Linked DNA regions of Mus musculus: region 1 is linked to region 2. The links are chromatin loops, found by intact Hi-C in ENCODE. Cell type or tissue: gastrocnemius. All regions are shown on one strand. Each heading gives the region's core, and the rest is flanking DNA. Links, peaks and the distances in the headings are about the cores only. Region 1 overlaps Catsperg1 (cation channel sperm associated auxiliary subunit gamma 1). Region 2 overlaps Catsperg2 (cation channel sperm associated auxiliary subunit gamma 2).

What was found. A loop is a pair of places that touch in the nucleus more often than their neighbours do. Peaks named below come from ENCODE experiments on the same cell type or tissue, not always from the same donor. Only the 100,000 strongest peaks of a DNase experiment are listed, where the experiment ranks them.
Region 1: a loop joins it to region 2, with 6 times the contacts of the local background. A loop is called at or near these places in 19 of 42 quality-filtered maps.

What each region holds. Positions count from the first base shown.
Region 1 is chr7:29,199,970-29,208,305 of GRCm38, forward strand. It overlaps Catsperg1 (cation channel sperm associated auxiliary subunit gamma 1), which reads right to left. Exons shown (of 28, transcript NM_001368407.1): 3 at 6,836-6,980; 4 at 6,585-6,711; 5 at 6,360-6,432; 6 at 4,798-4,953; 7 at 2,295-2,466; 8 at 148-285. Among named protein-coding and RNA genes, the nearest start is that of Catsperg1, 6.8 kb to the right of the region's middle. In gastrocnemius, for the core only: no CTCF peak of the experiment used is centred there; no DNase peak of the experiment used is centred there.
Region 2 is chr7:29,710,742-29,719,077 of GRCm38, forward strand. Catsperg2 (cation channel sperm associated auxiliary subunit gamma 2) reads right to left here. Exons shown (of 29, transcript NM_029714.4): 8 at 6,245-6,416; 9 at 4,100-4,237; 10 at 2,225-2,284; 11 at 1,986-2,093; 12 at 1,087-1,137; 13 at 848-977. Among named protein-coding and RNA genes, the nearest start is that of Catsperg2, 12 kb to the right of the region's middle. In gastrocnemius, for the core only: no CTCF peak of the experiment used is centred there; no DNase peak of the experiment used is centred there.

The DNA.
Region 1 (8,336 bases), core at 182-8,181, 510 kb before region 2:
AGGCTTAGCAGCAAGCATACCCATTTCCATACATACAGAACAACTTTGAGCCTGCCACCTCTCCTGAGGACACATGGCAAGGAATAGGAGCCCTAGGTGAGAGTGTAGAAAATTCTTTCCTGAGTATTCAGAAGACATGGCTTTTACCTGTGATGGTCCCGATGTGAATATAACCCTCATTCTTGCCAGTGGTGAGGGCTAGGACGTACTCAGAACCATTGCCACTGAAATACACCGGGCACAGTCTCTTGATGCACTCGCTAGGCAGGACACGAACCCATCTGCCTGGGGGGACAAGCATGGGACTCAAAACCAGGTTGGTCAAAATGGGGCCTGAATCCCAACCCTTTCCTTGTGGGTCTTACAGAGCCTGCTACCTGTCCTCTTAGCCTGGAGCAACATGTCTTTGTGGAGCTGGGGAGACTTGAGAACAACACCTGTCACTTTTGTAACAACACCCCATCCCCATTCTATCCTCTACCCCTGAATTCTAGCATGCTATGACTGGCTTTGGTTTTATGAGACAGGGTTTGAACAATGTAGCTCTGGCTGGCCCTCAAACTCCATATATAGCCCAGAATGCTCTCAAATAGGCCAGCTTCCAGCTGCTGCCTTCCTTAATGCTGCAGTGTGGTATCTGGTATGTGTGGGGCAGTGGGCTGGGTACAGGCAGCCTGGTCTCCAGTCGAGCAAATATCTAGAACCCTGGGGGACCTGATAGGTGGTGATTTCCACCTATATGGGACTAAAGGTGTTTGATCATGTCTCCTGGACCCCTGGATCCTGTAGAAGTTACCACTCCCACAGCCCCCACAGGAGAGATGTGTGACTATCAGTTAAGCAGGCAATGTCTCAAGCTCCAGGCATTCCGGCTAGACACCACCCCAGAGTTACCTGACCATAGCCAGGTATGCTCCTCTCCATAGTTATTTGGCAACAGCAAGATGGTCCAACCCTCTATAAAAGGAGCTGCTTGGCCCCTCCTCGCTCTCTTAAACTCTCACCTTTCTTACTCTCTAGCCCTCCTTCTCTCTCCTTCCCCCCTCTCTTCACATGGCCATGGCCAGCTTCACTCCCTCTTTCTACCTTCCTCTTTCTCCCTGCCGTTCTACAATAAAGCTCTAAAACCACAGACTGTCTCTGCTCATCAATGCCCACTGTTCTTGAGCAATGGGATAGGCTTTCCCCTAAGGAGCCGTGTCTAACCTCCTGCCAGAAGGCCATCCTGTGCTCCAGCCACAGTCTGGACCAAGGACTCTCACTCCCATGGGAACCACACACCGCACACCCACACACACCCACCTTCTTCTCCCTTCGGCTCCAGAGCTGACCCCAGGGCCCCCATTGTGTTCTCAGTTCTCCCACAGTATCTAGTGTGGGATGCCCTAGACTAAGAACATGGTATCTAGAACTGCCCTTTGTCCACTACCTACTGAGCTGGGGCTTAGTGGCTTCACACAGGGAGACACCAACACGGGGCTATGTGGAAAGCCAATGTGGAAAGCATGCAGCACTCCTTCTGTGTCTGCCGCACAGAGCACCAGAACTCTGGCGGAATGTGGGTTTTCTCCCCAACACCCACTGCCCCCCCCCATGTATGTACCATTCTACTGGGGCTGTTTGTGAGGTCTAGATGGGCTACCCCTTCTTTTGTTCCCTTGGTTCTGAACTGTGTGTTGGACAGATTGAGGCAAGTCAGAGGCCCTGCCATCATGCAGCCACTAGCCAAAAGATGTGTGACTCTCTGGGTCTGGGTGTGGGTAGGAATCACCAAGCTTAGCAAGGAGATCAAGAGTTACAACAAGTACCTGGATAGACATCTGTCTGAAGCCAAGTGCTCATGGGCTTCTGGGTCTGGTAAGCCAACCCACAGGTGCGCCCCACCTCTCCTGGTTTGTTTTGGCCTCTCCTCCATCTCAGAGGGAGTGGCTTGAACCAGTTCTCACTCAGTGTCCCAGGCTCTCTGGGACCTAATTCATACATACAAATCCCATGATTGCCCTGAACTAGATCATCTCAAGTGCTAGGATTAGAGGTTGGCAACGTCCCTACCCATGTGTGTGCTCCCGCCTCTCCAGAGTCTCATGTAGCCCAGATTCACCTCAAACAGGTTATGTAGCTAGGGGTGACCATAAGCTCCTGATGCCCCTGCCTCTGTCTCCCAGGTTTTGGGATGAAAGGTGTACACCATGGTAATGCCTGGACTTTTTCCTTTCTGGTCAATATCCTTCTTGGTTTTGTTTCTCTGACACCCACATGCCTCCTGCCCCCTACCCCCAGCCCAGTGTACTCACTACTGCCATGGCTTTTGTCAAAGAGCGTGCTGTAGGTGCCTGTGAAATAGTAGACAAGCTGGTTCTGTCGAATGAAGAGTGTGCTCTCGGTGGCAATGGCGTCATGGATGGTGGCTGAGAAGCCAAGAATGGGACAGTAGAAGGAGCCGACCCAGCAACTGTCAATACTCAGCTGCAGGGGAGCAGAGAATAATGTGTGAGACAGTGTGAGACCTCAGCCTCTGAGTTCTGCCTTGGGTATCCATGCTGGTCTAACTGCTCAGATAGGCACACTACCCAAGTTCTGAGCATTGTACACAACCTGGAGCTAAACAGTGTACAATGTGTTCAACAGTCCCTCTGCCCATGTCGGAGTTCTGCTCCCATGGATAAAAAAAAAAAATAGTCCATGTTGAACCTGGAGAGATGGCTTAGTGGTTAAGAGCACTGGTTGTTCTTCAAGAGGACCCAGGTTCCATACCGAACATCTACTTGGGGGCTCACAACTCTTACTCTAGTTAGAGGGGATCCAGTGCCCTCTTCTGGCATCTGTAGGCACCAGGCCAGTGCTCTTAACTGTGGAGCCACCTTTCCAGCCGTGTGTGTGTGTGTGTGTGTGTGTGTGTGTGTGTGTGTGTGTGTACACGTGCGCGGGTGTGTCTTTTTTATAAAGAGTGTTACTATGTTGCCTGGGTTAGCTGTGAACTTTTTATGTAAATCAAGATCAGGCTGGTCTCAAACTCACAGAGATCTGCCTGCCTCTACCTCTTGAGTGCTGGGATGAAAAACGTGCACCACTATCCTTGGCTCTTCTCCCTCTGTCTCTGTCTCTGCCTGTCTTCCTGACTCTCTCATATATATGTGTATACATGCACATATATGTGTATTTACATATATATTTCTTTTTTGTATGTGTAGGTGGACTCCCTGATGTATTTAAGTCTGGTGCCTGGGGTAGCCACATGAGGACTGTTGATTCTTGGGAACTGGAGTTACAGACAGGTATAAGCCATCATAGCAGGCTAGAAATCAAACCGGTGTCCTCTACAAGAGAAGCCAGTGCCTTTAATTTTTCAATCATCTCTCCTTCCCATATCTGTATATGTAACATTTATCTATGTATTAAATATCGAGACCAGGCATGATGGAGAACCAACTTTAATCCCAGCACTGGGGAGGCAGAGGCAGGTGGATCTCCACGAGATCCAAGTCAGTCTGATCTATATATCAGGCTCTAGGCTAGCCAAGGTTGCATAGGAAGACCTGGGCGTTTTGTGTTTTGTTTGTTTTGAGACAGGGTTTCTCTGTGTAGCCCTGGCTATCCTGGAACTCACTCTGTAGACCAGGTTGGCCTGGAACTCGGGATCTGCCTGCCTCTGCCTCCCAAGTGTTGGGCTTCAAGGTGTATACCACCACTGCCTGACATATGACCCTGTCTTAACAAAATAAAACAATAACAAAAATATAATTGACCAATAACTTGTTTGTTTTTTTCTGGTTTTTTGAGACAGGGTTTCTCTGTGTAGCCCTGACTGTCCTAAAACTCACTCTGTAGACCATGCTGGCTTTGGACTCAGAAATCCGCCTGCCTCTGCCTTCCAAGTGCTGGGATTAAAGGTGTATGCCACCACTGCACTATAACCAATAACTTTTAAAAATATATTTCATGGTGCTGGTGAGATGGCTCAATGGGTAAGAGCATTGACCCTGAAGGTCCTGAGTTGAAATCCCAGCAACCATATGGTGGCTCACAACCACCTGTCGAGATCTGACGTCCTTCAGACACGTCAGAAGAAGGGTGTCAGTGTCTACAGTGTACTTATATATCAATCTTTGGGCCAGAGCGAGCAGGGACTTAGCAAGTGGAGTTGACCAGAGTGTGCGAGGCTGACCGGAGTGAATGGGGTTGACAGGAGCTAGCAGAGGTACTAAAATTCAATTTCCAACAACCACATGAAAGCTGTACAAAATCATCTGTACAGCTACAGTGTACTCATAAACACTGAAATAATTAAACCTTATATATATATATACATACACACACACACATATATATACATACACACACACATATATATACATATATATATATAATTTAAACTATGTATCTCTGTGTGTATGTATGAAAGAGAGAGAGAGAGAGTTTGTGTCGGAGTGACAGTGCCTGTGGAGGCCAGAGGCACCAGATTCCCTGCAGTTTGAGTTACAGGAGGTTGTGAGCTGCCATGTGGATGCTGGGACTTGAACCCAGATTGTCTGGAAAAACAGCCAGTGATCTCAGCCTCCTACCCATCTCTCCAGCCCATGCCCCAAGAAGTGTCTTTAAAAAAAAAAAATATATATATATATGTATATATATATATATTTGAACCTATGCTTCTTAGCAGTAAAATTTTTCTTCAAGCCCTGTTGCTGTACACTGGCATATCTTTGAAGTCCAATTCTGTAGTCCCAGACCCCCTTCAGGGTCTAAGACCCAGCACTGCCCAGAAAGCCAAGCCTGAATCTGCCTGCTATCACTCACCTCCAAGAGAACATAGTCCTGGAAATTAGAATCTGAGAACAGGATGGCCTTTTCATCATAAAAGCCTCCAAGGATGAACACGGGGGCATGGTTCACAGTGTACCACAGGGGTCTTGATTTTGAAAGCCTAAAGTGACTCGACTTCAGAACAAGGCTCTGTCAGGAAAACAGAAACGCCATTCAGCCCTCACTTACCTGACTGTACCTCCATCTCTGCCACAGCCAACGTTCTCATCTGACTACAAAGCCTCTGCTGCTTGCTGTCACCTCCCTAACCCCATTCTCCTGCACTCGATGGCTCCTCTCTAACCCAATCCCAGCCTCTTCCTTACATTCAGCTCACTCCAGGGATTTTACAGCAGCGGCCTCTTCATTCCCTTTCCATCTTTCATGCCCCCTACTTTTGAAGTGAGGTGCATTCCTAGCAAGTCCCTCTAGCAAGGGAAGCATTTGCTAGCTGGGTAAATGCATAGCATGCTCAGAACATGGCTGCAGGGCTCTGGATTTAGCTCAGTGGTGATGTGGCTGGTCTAGCATGTATGAGGACCTGAGTTCAATCCTCAACACACGCACACACACGCGCACACACATGGTCTCCCCTGCCCCTTGCATAAACACGCACACTCTCATACAAAACACTCACACTGGAATATGGGTGTGGGAATCATGAAGAATGGTTTGAGGTCACTTTCTCTGGGGATCTCTCTGACAGGAGGTAGGAAATTGGAGCCTCAGTGTTCTTGTCTTTGAAGTGCATATACACAGCATGTGAGCTGGCTTGGTGGGTAAAAGACACTTGCCACCAAGCTTGATGTCCTGAGTTTAATGATAGAAACAGAGAATCAACTCCTGAAAGTTGTCTTCTCACTTCCATGTATGTGCCCCGTGTGTGTCCTCCACCACAAAATAGAGAAATGAGTTAGAAAAGTTAAAATGATCTGTAGGCCTGGCTTGGTGCCCCAATCTAGGACTAGTACTTGGGAGGCTGAGGCAGGAGTCTCACAAAGCTTGCCTGGTCTGTATAATGAGACCACTGCCAGGTTTACTGACACCTTGTTATAAAACACTACACAGGAACCTGTGAGATGGTCTGGCAGGCAATGGCTCCTGCTGCCAAGTCTAATGTCTTTGAGTTCAATCCCAGGCAATTCCACATGGTGGAAAGAAAACAGGCTCCTAAAAGCTGTCCTCTGACCTCCACATGCATATCATGGTATAAGCACATACAAAATAATGTAATTTTAAAAAATCTATACAAAATCCAATGAGGCAACGGGGATGGGCTAGCTATCACCCTGTGTTTACCTGGAAAGTGCTCTTCAGACTCTAGCACGGGGGGAGGCTGTGTGTGTGTGTGTGTGTGTGTGTGTGTGTGTGTGTAAGCACCTCTCCTTCTCCATATATACCCTGAAAGAGGAACTCCAAGGTACTGTTAGAACAAATGGCACCTGGGGCCCAGAGATCAAGAAAGTGCCCTGCAAATGAAATGGATCTGTGTTGGTTTGGAGGTTTGAAGACAATGTGTGTCCACTTCCTGTATTATCCCAGTTGGCAGCCCTCACCTCATATCCTATGGCGAATAAGGATTTACCACTTGCATCTCTCTTCAAGAAGCCATTCATATTCACATAGAACCTGCAAGCAGGTTCCAGTGAGGAATGCCATCTCAGGGGACCCTCCCAGCTCACAGCCACCTTTCCCTGCCACCTCCCTTTTGCTTCCCCTGCTTCCTTTGGGATTCTGGGGGTTGCCTTTCCTCTGAGTGTGCCCACTACCAGAAACAGCACCTTTTCTTGGGTATGAAGGGCCCTATACCATTGGTATAGATGTCCACTGAGGAGACCACGGAGCCGTTTTTAAAGGGCATGGGTGTGTACCAGTTCAGGATGCACATGGCCTCTGCCGGGCAGTACCCTGATGGTTGGATGGGGCACAGGCAAGAGAGAGGTATTAGGAGACTGCCAGAAGTCCAGGTGGGCTCAGGGCACTCCCCAGACACTCCCACACCCACCCACCACCATCAAGCAGTTTGGCCCACCTGTGCTGCGCATTGGAGCAGCCTCCATCAGAATCTGCAAATTTTCCATCTCCCAACGGTAGAAATTGACTGAGTACATGTAGTTGATCCGGACCATGGGCTTCATCCCCATCAGGTGGCCCTTTCGGGCCAGCTCCTCACTATTCTGAAGGGGAGAGGGCATAACTTAGTCCAGGGTCCATTGCCTGGAGACCCCTGGAGTAATGTCCTACACCTGGAGCTGGGTGGACACAGCAGGTTCTCCCCACCATGGAAGGGTAAGAGATCGTGGCGGTGCAGCCTACTGTGATGGCACACACTCGTTCCCTGTGCTCCAGAGAGTTAGACAGCAGGCTCTTTCATTCAAGGCTAGTTCAGGACGGCACATAGGGAGTTTGAAGTCAGCCTGGGCTATGAATAAAGTAAAGTATGGCTGTCTCAAAAGTAAGCAGATCAATAAAATCTAGAGGCCGGTGTAGTAACATTCACCTTCCACCCCCTCAGGAGATGGAAACAGGAGGATCACCACAAGTCTGAGACCAGTTTATTCTATAGAGAGTTCTAAGTGAACCTATCTCCTGGGTTTATATTCTCTCTTCTGGAATCTGTACCAGGCACACATGTGGTATACAGGCACACATGCAGGCAAAACACTCATAGATATAAATAAAATGTTTTAAAAACAAAAATGTTCGAGTCAAGGGTGGTGACTTAAATCTGTGATCCCAGCACTCAGATAACAGATGTAGGAGAATCAATGCAAGTTCAAGGCTAGCCTGATCCAAGTAGGGAGTTCTAGACCAGCGGGGGCTCCATAGTAAGACATTGTCTCAAAAAACACAAAAACAAAGCTGGGCATGGTTGTACACACCTATAACCCCAGTACTTGGGAGAAGGAGGCAGGAGGACCCTGAGTTAAGGACAGCCTGTGACACATATGACCCTAGTTCAAACCAACATAAGAAGCAAATGGTACTCGGGTGACTGACTGCCCAGCCCCTTGGTTCTTGTAGCATAGTCAACCAGCTTTTCTAGGACCAAATTATCACTTTTGTGGTGTTTTATCACGAGTGAGTTATAGCTCAATGTACTTAAAACTTTTTGTTGGTGTCTTGAGAAAGGATCTTTCTACATCACCCAGCCTAGACGCTTTTGTTCTGAAGTATAGACACACATCGACACTTTTTTTTAACTCCCTTTCTTTAGATTTACTTATTTTACTTAACGTGCATCAATATTTTGTATGAATAACGTGTATGTGTACCGTGTGCATGCCTGTTGAATCCCCTGGAACTGTGGTTATGTGTGGCTGTGAGCACCGGATGGGTGCTAAGAATCAAACTCTGGTTGTCTGCAACAGCAACAAGTACTCTTAACCAATGAGCTCCTACCTCTCCGGTCCTGCAGTGAGACTGCTTCCCTAGTATGGTGAGGCACTAAGCTCTTTCCTCATCACAGAATAAAAACAAGTGCGGTGGTCCAATGGGCTTTCAGAATCCCAGCAAGCTCCCACGGAGCCTGG
Region 2 (8,336 bases), core at 46-8,045:
CTCTGCTTTTTGGGGGACCCCAGGACTCAGCTTTCTGGCCTAGGACAGTAAAAGTACTACCTTGCCTAGAAATGGGGCTCTAGTGGCAAACCCTTGAGCCCTGGATCCAGTCATGCATGAAGCTAGACCTTCATCTTTCCATGCAACAGTCATGCACAGTAGATTCTTTCTGCTTAAGTGATTTTTGAGTTGGGTTCCTTTCTTTTAACCAAGTGCATCATGAAAAAGCAGATGCCAACTGTCCATGAACAGGGCCTCTGGGTTCCTGAAGAATAAGAGGGTAGATCCCAGAAAACACTTTCTATTGCTCACATGTCCCGTCCAGAAAAGTTTCATTTTACAAAAGGGCTCCCAGAGCTGGAGTGGGAAGATTCTGTTCAGAGTCCTCATCTAGAGTCCACTAGTGAGGGTCCAGGGGCAGGGCTTACCAGCCGAGGACTTTCCTAACCTAAGCAAGACCTTGAGCTCCACTCTAGTGCCTGGATTAACTCCAGCTCCAGGGTTTCCTACATCCTCTTCTGGCTTCCACAGACACCTGCACTCCTATGTGTGTACCACCACCACCACTAACACACACACACACACACACACACACACACACACAATTTAATAAAATAAAACTGGGAGCTATGGCATAGGCCTTTAGTTTCAGCATTAGGGAGGCAGAGCCAGACAGAACTTTGAGTTTGAGGCCAGCCTGCTCTACAGAGTGAGTTCTGGGACAACCAGGGCTACATAGGTGAGACATGTCTCAAAAACAGATTAAAATTATTTATGTAAACAAATATGTGTGTGTTTGCAGGCACATCTGTGTGCCTGGATCCCTGGGAAGATGGCTTACACCTACCTTTGCAGGATGAAGTTGCCCCAGATGTACAACATGTTGTTCAATGTGTTGAAGAACAAGCCCTTGGGTGTCATAGGAGTGTTGGTGTATGTCACTGTATCAAGGAGCACCAAGAAGTCTAGTTCCTTAGCTGACCACAACAGAGGAGATGAGGAGGCAGGGGAGAGGAGAAGAGTGCTCACCTGGTCTCTTCCTGATCACTGTCCACCCTGGAAATCACCCTTGCCCTTTGGTCCTACCTTCCGGTATAAACTCTGGTATTTTGTAGAGGATATTCAGAGTCTTGAACTCTAGAGATAAGAAAACAGCACCCAGAAACCTGAAGAACTCTCTTGAAACCCTAATCTCACAATATCTGTAAGCAAAGTCAGAGTTACTATTCTCCAAGCTTTATATGTGACTCTGCTGTCAACTGAGCAAGGTGACTATTTAATCCCAGCACTCGGAACTGGGGCATGTGAATCTTTTGAGCGTTGGAAGACAGCTTGGTCTACAAGGGGAGTTCTGGGCGAGCAAGGGCTACACAATACAACCTTGTCTCAAAACACAAAAACAAACAAACAAACAAACAAACAAAACAATTCCCACCCACCATAAAGGACCTAGTGATTTTCCATTTAACATAGAATATTTTCCTTAACTTATTATATATACTCTATGTCATTATGTATGTGTATGCGTGCATTCACATGCGCATTCTTCAGCAACAGAGGACAGCTTTTGGGAGTCTTCCTCTTTCTATCATGTGGGTCTTGAGAATTGAGCTTAGGTTATCACTTTTGGTGGCAAGTGCCTGTACCCACTGAGCCACCTTGCTGACATAGAATATCAAACTGCAAATATGTGTATATACACACTGGGTGTCCACTTGGGGATTCCTCCTCTATTGTCATTTTTGAGACAGTTTTTATCTCAAAGGAACATAAAACTGAATCTCCTTGTGGACTACAGGGCCCTCCCTGATGTAGTTCTGTTCGGTCTGCAGGCTTCCACCTTGTCCTCTTCTCTCTGTCCTAGACACACTGGCTTCACCAGCCCACTGCACACCTTATCTAAGAGTGGCATGTGTGGGGTGGGCCTATGGTGACAGTCCTCACCCCTGCATGTTCCCTCCTGACCTCCAGGCAACCTGATTTACCTGTATTAAAGTTGACTAGGTAAAATTGCCCAGAGTCAATTTTCACTAACAACAGCAGGTTCCTCTCATCAGCGATGTATGTAGCCCAGTCGATGCTGCAGTTTTTACCTGTTGGGGGAGAGAAAAATCCACAGCAGTCTAGAATCCAGCTATCCCCATAACCTTTCACACCATTTCTCAAAGGCCTACCACCCTCCTATTCCAGATCCCACACACACACAAAAAAAAAAAATGAGTACCTGGTAATTTTTCACATACTGACCAGCCATCTGGCACCATCTCGAAGGACACGAGGCCATCTGTGGATCAAGTCAGATGCCACGCTCAGGCCCTTTCTAGTCCACCAGCACCTGTAGGGCATGCTACCCAACCAGAACTCCATCGGGGTCCTCCACACCTTGAACCTCTTAGTCCAGGGGTTCTAGGGTTCAGGCTGACTCCCGGCATTCTCATCTTTACACTTGACCTACACTTAACCTAATGTCTCAAAAACATTTTTAGATATGGAGGTGTGACCAATACAGGCCAGTCAGAGTGCATCCTGTGGCTGGGTGTTAGAAGTGATGTAGTGAGGTGTGGTGGTGCACAATGGGTGACCTAGCATTTACTGGTAGATTCCATACAGACTGTCTAATGCTTAGCCACACTCTGGCCCTGCGTTTGTCTTTTTTAGTTCAAGATGGCTTCCAGCTCTTGGTCCTTCGGCTTTAGAGTTCCAAGGGTTATGCCTACCCTCTCTGCACTTATTATGTATACTCTATGTCAACATGTATGTGTATGTGTGCATTCACATGCACATTCTTCAGCAACAGAGGACAGCTTTTGGGAGTCTTCCTCTTTCTACCATGTGGAAATTATTTGATCTCTATATTATAACCCCCCCACCAAATACTACAGTACTGTCATCTGGTCCCATTTTACAGATGGGAAAGTGTGTGTAACTCCTGTTACTTGGTGAAAGCCACAGATCTAGGGTTCCATGGAGCAGGCAGGTGGCAGTGGGAGTACCTGTGTTACATATGGTTGTCAATATGTGATTTGTTTACAGGGACTCATCAACTATTCTTTTTCGTTTGTTTTTCCAGACAGGGTTTCTCTATAGAGCCCTGGCTGTCCTGGAACTCACTCTGTCCACCAGGCTGGCCTCTAAATCAGAGATGGGTCTGTCCCTGCCTTCTGAGTGCTGAGATTAAAGGTGTGCAACAACACTGCCCAGCTTATCAGCTATGCTTTCTCTTTTTTAAAAAACCCAGACAAACAAACACACACACTCACACACACACAATCTTTTCAGCTGAGTCTAGCAGATCCTGGCAGGAAACTGAGTATCTTGGTGGGATCCCTGACTATCAGTGCAGGCCTTTAATTCCAGAGGCAGAGGCTGGGAGAGCATTATAGATTTGAAGCTAGCTTACTCAACATAGTGAGTTCCAAGAGAGTAAGTTACATGCTAAGATCCTGTCTCAAAAACAACCAAGTAAATGATGTGGCATGAGAACATGGAATGAGGAAGGCCGTGCCTGCCTCTGTTGTATGACCTCTTGACTACCAAGAAATGTGGTAGTCCTGACTAATACTGCATGTGAGCACACAAATAGCATTGTTATGATCCCCTTTGTGTGTGTGTGTGTTTGCATGCCTATATGTATATGTACTACCTGAGTGCTTGGTGTTGGAGGAGGCCAATGGAGACCATCAGATCCCCTGGAATGTGATTAGGAACTGAGGAGCAGCCAGTGCCCTCAGCCTCTGAGCCATCTCTCTGGTCCTTCCCCTATTTTTTTTTTTTTTTTTTTTGAGAGAAGGCCTCACTATGTAACCCTAGCTATCCTGGAATTCCCTACATAGACCAGGATGGCCCCAAATCCCTACATGCTGTGCACATATGTGTGGGTTAGAGGGGCACCCTGTGGGATTTGGCTCTTTTCTTTCTTCATGTGGGTCCCAGGGACTGAATTCAAGTCCTCAGGCTTAGCAGCAAGCATACCCATTTCCATACATACAGAACAACTTTGAGCCTGCCACCTCTCCTGAGGACACATGGCAAGGAATAGGAGCCCTAGGTGAGAATGTAGAAAATTCTTTCCTGAGTATTCAGAAGACATGGCTTTTACCTGTGATGGTCCCGATGTGAATATAACCCTCATTCTTGCCAGTGGTGAGGGCTAGGACGTACTCAGAACCATTGCCACTGGCATACACCGGGCACAGTCTCTTAATGCACTCGCTAGGCAGGACACGAACCCATCTGCCTGGGGGGCAAACATGGGGACTCAAAACCAGGTTGGTCAAAATGGGGCCTGAACCCCAAACCTTTCCTTCTGGGTCTTACAGACCCTGCTACCTGTCCTCTTAGCCTGGAGCAACATGTCTTTGTAGAGCTGGGGAGACTCCAGAGCAACACCTGTCACTTTTGTAACAACACCCCACCCCCATTCCATCCTCTACTCTTGAATTCTAACGTGCTATGACTGGCTTTGGTTTTATGAGACAGGGCTTTAACACTGTATCTCTGGCTGGCCTCTAACTCCATATATAACCCAGGCTGCTCTCAAATAGGCCAGCTTCCAGCTGCTGCATTCCTCAATGCTGCAGTGTGGTATCTGGTATGTGTGGGGCAGTGGGCTGGGCAGAGACAGCCTGGTCTCCAATCAAGCAATATCTAGAACCCCAGGGTCCTGATGGATGGTGATTTCCACCAACATGAGACGGAAGGTGTTCGATCATGTCTCCTGGACTCCTGGACCCTGTTGAAGTTACCACTCCCACAGCCCCCACAGGAGAGATGTGTGACTAGCAGTCAAGCAGACAATGTCCCAAGCTCCGGGCATTCTGGCTAGACACTACCCCCACAGTTACCTGACCATAACCAGGTATGATCCTCTCCATAGTTACTTGGCAAAAGCAAGATGGTCCGGCCTATAAAAGGATCCGCTTGGCCCCCCCTCGTACTCTTAAACTCACCTTTCTTACTCTCTAGCCCTCCTTCTCTCTCTCCTTCCCCCCTCTCACCACATGGCCATGGCTGGCCTCTCTCCCTCTTTTTACCTTCTCTCTTTCTCCCTGCCATTCTACAATAAAGCTCTAAAACCATAGACTGTCTCTGCTCATCAATGCCTGCTGTGCTTGAGCGATGGGATAGGCTTTCCCCTAAGGAGCTGCGTCTAACCTCCTGCCAGAAGGCCATCCTGTGCTCCAGCCACAGTCTGGACCAAGGACTCTCACCCACATAGGAACCACACAGCGCCCCCTCTCTCTCTGCCCTCTCCTCCCTTTGGCTCTGGGGCTGACCAAGCCGTCCTGGGGCCCCCATTCTGTTCTCAGCTCTTCCACAGTATCCAGCGTGGGATGCCTGAGATTGAGAATGTGGTACCTGGGGCTACCCCTTGTCCACCACACGCCAAGCTGGGGTTTAGTGGCTTCCCGCAGCCAGACACCAACCTGGGGTTATGTGGAAAGCATGTGGCAGTCCTTCTGCATCTGCCCACTCAGAGCACCAGAACTCTGGCAGAACACGGTTTTCTCCCACTCCCTCTTTCCCCACAGCTATTTCCTCCCATGTATGTACCACTCTACTGGGGCTGTTTGTGAGGTCTAGATGGGCTACCCCTTCTTTTGTTCCCTTGGTTCTGAACTGTGTGTTGGACAGACTGAGGCAAGTCAGAGGCCCTGCCATCATGCAGCCACTAGCCAAAAGATGTGTGACTCTCTGGGTCTGGGTGTGGGTAGGAATCACCAAGCTTAGCAAGGAGACCAAGAGTTACAGCGAGTACCTGGATAGACATCTGTCTGAAGCCAAGTGCTCATGGGCTTCTGGGTCTGGTAAGCCAACCCACAGGTGCGCCCCACCTCTCCTGGTTTGTTTTGCCCTCTCCTCCATCCCAGAGGGAGTGGCTTGAACCAGTTCTCACTCAGTGTCCCAGGCTCTCTGGGACCTAATTCATACATACATACCCCACGATTGCCCTGAACTAGATCATCTCAAGTGCTAGGATTAGAGGTTGGCAACGTCCCTACCCATGTGTGTGCTCCCGCCTCTCCAGAGTCTCATGTAGCCCAGATTCACCTCAAACAGGTTATGTAGCTAGGGGTGACCATAAGCTCCTGATGCCCCTGCCTCTGTCTCCCAGGTTTTGGGATGAAAGGTGTACACCATGGTAATGCCTGGACTTTTTCCTTTCTGGTCAATATCCTTCTTGGTTTTGTTTCTCTGACACCCACATGCCTCCTGCCCCCTACCCCAAGTCCAGTGTACTCACTGCTGCCATGGCTTTTGTCGAAGAGTGTGATGTAGGTGCCTGTGAAATAGTAGACAAGCTGGTTCTGTCGAATGAAGAGCGTGCTCTCGGTGGCAATGGCGTCATGGATGGTGGCTGAGAAGCCAAGAATGGGACAGTAGAAGGAGCCGACCCAGCAACTGTCAATACTCAGCTGCAGGGGAGCAGAGAATAATGTGTGAGACAGTGTGAGACCTCAGCCTCTGAGTTCTGCCTTGGGTATCCATGCTGGTCTAACTGCTCAGATAAGCATACTACCCAAGTTCTGAGCATTGTACACAACCTGGAGCTAAACAGTGTACAATGTGTTTAACAGTCCCTCTGCCCATGTCGGAGTTCTGCTCCCATGGATAAAAAAAAATAGTCCATGTTGAACCTGGAGAGATGGCTTAGTGGTTAAGAGGACTGATTGTTCTTCAAGAGGACCCAGGTTTGATTCCCAACATCTACTTGGGGGCTCACAACTCTCTCTAACTCTAGTTAGAGGGGATCCAGTGCCCTCTTCTGGCATCTGTACGCACCAGGCCAGTGCTCTTAACTGTCGAGCCACCTTTCCAGCCGTGTGTGTCTGTGTGTGTGTCTGTGTGCGCACACTTGCATGCCCACGAGGGTGTGTATTTTTTATAAAGAGTGTTACTATGTTGCCTGGGTTAGCCTTGAACTTTTTATGTAAATCAAGATCAGGCTGGTCTCAAACTCACAGAGATCTGCCTGCCTCTACCTCTTGAGTGCTGGGATCAAAAACGTGCACCACTATCCCTGGCTCTTCTCCCTCTGTCTCTGTCTCTGCCTGTCTTCCTGACTCTCTCATATATGTGTGTATACATGCACATATATGTGTATTTACATATATATTTCATTTTTTGTATGTATAGGTGGACTCCCTGATATATTTAAGTCTGGTGCCTTGGGTAGCCACATGAGGACTGTTGATTCTTGTGAAGTGGAGTTACAGACAGGTATAAGCCATCATGGCGGGCTAGAAATCAAACCGATGTCCTCTAGAAGAGAAGCCAGTGCTCTTAATTTTACAATCATCCTCCATCCCATATCTATATATGTAACATTTATCTATGTATTAAATGTTGAGACTAGGCATGATGGAGAACCAACTTTAATCCCAGCATTGGGGAGGCAGAGGCAGGTGGATCTCTATAAGATTCAAGTCAGCTTAATCTATATATCAGACTCTAGGCTAGCCAAGGTTGCATAGTAACACATTGGCTTTTGTGTTTTGTTTGTTTTGAGACAGGGTTTCTCTCTGTAGCTCTCACTCTCCTGGAACTCACTCTGTAGACCAGGCTGGCTTCGAACTCAGGGATCTGCCTGCCTCTGCCTCCCAAGTGCTGGGCTTCAAGGTGTATACCACCACTGCCTGACATATGACCATGTCTTTTTATGGTAAGATTTATTTATTTATTTATTTATTTATTTATTTATTATAAATACACTGTAGCTGTCTTTAGATGCTCCAGATGAGGGAGTCAGATCTCCTTACGGATGGTTGTGAGCCACCATGTGGTTGCTGGGATTTGAACTAAGGACCTTCAAAAGATCAGTTGGGTGCTCTTACATGCTGAGCCATCTCTGACCCTGTCTTAACAAAATAAAACAATAACAAAAATATAATTGACCAATGACTTTTAAAAATATATTTCATGGTGCTGGTGAGATTGCTCAATGGGTAAGAGCACTGACTACTCCCCTGAAGGTCCTAAGTTCAAATCCCAGCAACCACAAAGTGGCTCACAACCACCCGTCTTGAGATCTGTTGCCCACTTCTGGTGTGTCTTAAGATAGCTACAGTGTATTTATGTATAATAATACATCAATCTTTGGGCCAGAGCGAGCAGAGACTAAGCTAGTGGAGTTGATCAGAGCAAAAGAGGCTGACCGGAGGAATGGGGTTGACTGGAGCTAGCAGAGGTCCTAAAGTTCAATTTCCAATGACCACATGAATACTCACAACCATCTGTACAGCTACAGTGTACTCATATACATAAAAATAAATAAATCTTTAAATATATATATTTCATTATTTAAAATTATGTATCTTTGTGTGTGTATGAGAGAG